2 separate regions of the Homo sapiens genome follow, and region 2 is linked to region 1. A link is an interaction called in ENCODE POLR2A ChIA-PET data of the cell type or tissue named here. Cell type or tissue: K562. All regions are shown on one strand. Region 1 overlaps ACTN3 (actinin alpha 3). Region 2 overlaps PACS1 (phosphofurin acidic cluster sorting protein 1).

Region 1 (2,500 bases):
CTGGAGAAGGCCACGTAGTCCAGGGCTCCAGCCGGGGCCCCGGATCCCTTGTAGGGCACCATACGGCGGATGCAGTACTCGGCCTGCTTGGCAGGGAGCTCGCGCCGCAGCTCCTCGGGGGTGATGTAGTTCTGGGGAGAAGAGGCGTTGAGGACCCACAGGTCCCGTGCCCTGCCCTAGCCCACCAGCCCCTCCACCGCCTGGGACTCACCTTGTCTCCTGCCAAGATCTTGAAGGAAGCTACAACTTGCTCAGTCGTGTCAGTCTCGGCTGTCTCTCGGGTCATGAAGTCTATGAAGGCCTGGAAGGTCACCACCCCAGCTGCGTTGGGGTCCACCATGGTCATGATGCGAGCAAACTCCACTTCCCCCTGCAGGGATAGAGGCCAGGCACTATGCCCATGAGCACTAAAGCCAGGAGGGCTCCCAGTGTCCCCTCCTGGGGACTGTCCAACCTCAGCTAGCAGAGCCCCAGTAACAAGGGAGTTCCCTTCCTCCAGAGACCTTAGCCCTGGCTGTAGGAAGTCCTTTATGGTAGGCTGAAATCTGCATCCTACCCACAGCAGGAAGCAGATTTGCTCCCTGGTCCTGATTTTTTTTCCAGGGCCACACCCGTTTCTGTAGTGCTGTTTCCCTACAGGTAAAAATGTTGCAAGCTCAGACTTTGGGTCCACACAGAACTGGGTCCAAGTGAGTTTTACCTCCCTGAGCCTTGCTAGCCCCTGTGTGGATGTAGTGAAGATGCAGGGGATGGTGTATGTGAAGATGGGAGGTGCACAGTAGGTGATCAGCACAGAGGAGGGGGTACTTTGGGACTCCTGGGAAGGAGCTGGGGAGCTCTCACCAGGTCATAGCCCATGGAGATGAGGCAAGCTCGGAAGTCATCAGGCTCCATCATCCCATTCTGCTTCTGTAGGGGGTGAGTGGTTATCAGGCTTGGTCTCCAGCCTCCACCAGCCCCCAAGTGTCTTACCCCACAGGGCCAGGCCCCTGCTGACCCTGTCAAAGTGGTTGAAGGATGCTCGGAACTCGTTGAGCTGCTCCTGGCTCAGTCCCTTGGCGTCTCGGGTCAGTACCTGGTTCTCCACTTCATTGATGGTGCGGGCAATGGAGGTGAGCAGCTGCTCCCAGCCCACGCGGATGTGCTGGCGGTCAGGGGACAGGCCACTGTCAGTGGGCGGCCAGTGCCTGGCCACTGGCTCTAGCTCCACATCCAGTTCACTGAATGACCCTGGGCAAGTCCTCCCCCTCACTGGGCCTCCATCCCCATCTGGAGGCTCCACTGAGTAACCCACCCCCACCCCAGCAGTCCTTCCTGTCTTTTGATAACCAGCTATGGCCAATCTTGGCCTGGTTTTGGACGGCTTTGTGACTCTGGAAGGGTCACTTTCCATCGCTGGGTCTTAAGGGACCTGGCCAAGCTGAACTGGGGACTCTGCTGGGACACACATGCTCTGTCCAGCTGTGATCTCCCTGGGCCTCCTCAGCCAGTGCTGCCTCCCCACTCTCCTGAGAGGGTGTGATCCCACCTCCATGCTGTAGACGGTGTGCTTATTGTCGAACACCAGGCTCTCCTGCAGCAGCTGGTGGTCACCCTCCAGCCGGTCAATGTTAGTCTTGTAGTTGATAATGTTCTGCTCCTGCTGCCGTAGCCCAGCCATCTGCTCCTCCAGAGAGCCAGCTAGCCCTGCTGCCAGCCGCCCCACTTCCTGCAGGGGTTCCCAGGCAGCATGAGGGCTCCCAACTCCCTGTGGCCCAGCCCTGGCCCCATCCCCCCAGGTTGGACCCACTATCCCAGCCCTTACCTCCACCTTCGCCTGGATCCAGGGTCCAATGGCATTGGCCTGGGCCGCAAACTGTCGCCGGAGCCTCTCGTTTACCTGCTGCCGTGCCAGCTCCTCCTGCAGTGTCTGGTCACAGCTGGGCACCAGCTTTCGGACCTGGGAGGAGGGCAGTTATGCCAGAGCCAGCTCTGGGGGCTGGGAAATGGCTTTAGGGGAGATGGGCTCCAGCCCCTCAAACCTCAGCCCCTGTTGCTTTGAGCCAACTTGTCTGGGATATACGAGAAAGCTCTTGGGCAAGTCACTAACCCATGTGGGCTTCAGTTTTCTCATCTGCAAAATGGGGCTGATGGCATCATTTACTAATATGGGTGGATTTATAAAAGATGTCCACACACAAGGCTTAATTCTACTTCACATCAGTCCTGACAGGAGAATGCTGCTGTTACAGCTCATCATATACAGATGAGCCCGAGACAGGCAAGGCGATTTATCCAATCCCACGTGGAGTCTGTGGCAGACCCCACATCTGAAGATGGACTTTATTCTCCATATCTTGGGCCACCCGAGATTTCAGGGTGGTCACAGTATGCAGGAGGGGGTGGGAGGAAGGCTGCAGGTGGCACTGACCATATCCCACTTGGTGTTGATGTCCTGCGGGCTGAGGGTGATGTAGGGATTGGTGGAGCAGGGCCGCAGCCCATACGTCTGGCAGATCTT
Region 2 (2,500 bases), 460 kb after region 1:
AGGCGGAGGTTGCAGTGAGCCGAGATCGCACCACTGCCCTCCAGCCTGGGTGAGAGAGTGAGACCCGTCTCAAAATAAAAAATAAAATAATAATAATAATAATAATAATAGTAAATCCGATGGATGCAGAGTGGTTATCAGGGTCAGAATCACGTGTCTGTCCTGTTCATTCTGCATCCCTTTTCTAGCTGTACTGTGGATCTCCTCTGTAACATAAAAGGGGCAAATAAATCCTTCTTCAGCCATTCAATTGAACTAATTATTACACGTGGCCTAGGTTGGTTTGACTTGGAGAAGAGATCAAGGATGTTCCCATCAGGTAGCTCTGGTTTCAAATTTTAAATGCCTTCAATGCCTCAGAAAGACTAGCAAACTCACATTGTTATATTTAGCAAAAGATTCCTTCAGCCCACACCATATAAAATGAAAATAAAAACTCTCCTTCTAAAAAACTGGCAGCTTTTTAAAGATCAGAACTTAATGCATCAAGTATAAATACACTGGACCCTGGTCTGGAATGAAAATATTTCAGTCACTGTCTGGGCCCACCACTAACAGCAAGTGATGCTAAGCGAGACAGAGCTCTCCCCCCAGTAACCGTCTCCCTTTATAGCTTTGTCTATCAACTCCAGTCCTATCCTTGGACTCACTCCCTGCTCCTATGTATTCAACTGCCTGGTAGGTAATTTTAGTGCATATAAAAAAATACTCATTTCCCCGCTAAAACCAACCAACACACCTCCCCACCACCATTTTCCCAACTTCCCACCCACTTCGATGACACATCAGGTTGAAGACCCCAGGAATACCTAGCACTCCTCCTCTTTCTCTTTCCTGACTACCCTTTCTTTGAAGCCTGTCCCTCTCTATTCCTACCCCGTCATGATCAAATAACCAAATCAGAAAACAGAGTATGTGCAGCATCTAAAAAGAACAAATTAGAATGAAACCTCTTGATTTATAGGGATTTCTCCAAGGTGTTCAGAAAAACAGGATGCAAAAATTAGTTTCAATGTGATTCTATTTTTTAAAAACAAGATTCCCAACCCACTGTATGTATGTGTATATACATTTCTGTATCACACAAGAATGAACAAAAGCATGAACGGACGCATACATGAGTTAGCTTGCAGCAGGGTTCTGTAAAAAGAGAAAGTGAAAAGAAAAGGAAATGGGGCAAGCATACCTATATACCAGTAGATGTAAGTGTTTAAAACTTTTAAAAAAAATGAATTAAAAATACTGAACGAATGCAACTGTACAAATGAATCTTCCATTCTTCCAGAAAATAGTATATTTTTAAATTCTGTGCCAGTCTTAAAACATATCTATAAATTCTTTAACAGTCCTCTCATGAAAAAGTGGAAACAAATTACCCTCCCCCTGAATATGGCTGGCTTTAGTGACTTCCTTCTAACCAGCAGAATGCAGTAGAAATGAGGCCATGTGACTCTCCACGCTGGAGGAGGACAGGCACTGAGGCTTCCGCCAGCTCGCTCTTGCTTGTGTGATGCCTGCCCTTGGAACCCAGCCACCGTACCGTGAGGAAGCCAAGCAGCCACGTGGAAAGGCCATAACAGGTGTTCCAGCCACAGTTCTCATGGAGGTCCCAGCTAATAGCTGGCATCAGCTGCCAGACATCACACGGTGAGGGAGACTGCACAAGATTCTAGCCTCCGCCCCTGGATGCTCCAACTTTGAACCAGCCCACCTCACTTGAGTGCCGCAGAGAGAATTGAGTATTATTGCTGAACTCTGCCCAAAGTGCAGTTTGTATGCAAAATAGTTCTTCCCTTATTTTAAGTGATAACTTTTGGAGAGACTTTTTTACACAACAGTAGATAATGGAACAAATACTACTTATGATTTTGCAGAGTAAATCGGCTTCTCGCTTTCCACCTCTATTGTCTTATGAGTCACTGTTATGAAGTTTACACGTCTGTTTTCCTGCTTCCACCTACTAGTGCTCAAGGACGCAGGGTGCTGAGGCAGGGGTGTGAGGGCACGTGCAGATGTGGTAGACAGAAGGCAAGGTCAGGGTAGGTGAAAGACCAGTTACAAGGAGCAAATAAGTAAATATACTGAGAATAGTGAAAGCCAGGTTTCTTCCAAGTACCTCTTGGAAGAGGTACTTACAAACATGCAAAGGGCTTAGGCTGGAGAGAACCCTAAAATGTTACATTGGAATTTAAGAGATCAGTCTGAATACATGGTTTTTAAGATATATAAAGAAAAAGGCAGGCGTGGTGGCCCACGCCTGTAATCCCAGCACTTTGGGAGGCCGAGGCGGGCAGATCACCTGAGGTCAGGAGTTCGAGACCAGCCTGACCAACATGGCGAGACCACGTCTCTACTAAAAATACAAAATTAGCTGGGTGTGCTGGCGGATGTCTGTAATCCCAGCTACTCAGGGGGCTGAGGGAGGAGAACTGCTTGAACCCAGGAGGCGGAGGTTGCAGTGAGCCGAGGTTGCAGCAAGCCAAGGTTGTGGTGAACCGAG

What was found. ChIA-PET counts read pairs that join two places held together with the same protein. Peaks named below come from ENCODE experiments on the same cell type or tissue, not always from the same donor. Only the 100,000 strongest peaks of a DNase experiment are listed, where the experiment ranks them.
Region 2: POLR2A ChIA-PET joins it to region 1 with 5 read pairs; 2 of 35 experiments call an interaction of 5 or more read pairs at or near these places.

The regions. Positions count from the first base shown.
Region 1 is chr11:66,560,666-66,563,165 of GRCh38, reverse strand. ACTN3 (actinin alpha 3) reads right to left here. Exons shown (of 21, transcript NM_001104.4): 15 at 2,411-2,500; 16 at 1,805-1,939; 17 at 1,529-1,708; 18 at 998-1,144; 19 at 844-909; 20 at 212-370; 21 at 1-131. Among named protein-coding and RNA genes, the nearest start is that of CTSF, 6.7 kb to the left of the region's middle. In K562, no CTCF peak of the experiment used is centred here; a DNase peak (open chromatin) is centred at 1,265.
Region 2 is chr11:66,099,915-66,102,414 of GRCh38, reverse strand. The region is part of intron 1 of PACS1 (phosphofurin acidic cluster sorting protein 1); the gene reads right to left. Among named protein-coding and RNA genes, the nearest start is that of PACS1, 31 kb to the right of the region's middle. RefSeq lists a silencer at 1,362-1,441 and enhancers at 1,812-1,911, 1,084-1,991, 2,012-2,081, 1,992-2,500. In K562, no CTCF peak of the experiment used is centred here; no DNase peak of the experiment used is centred here.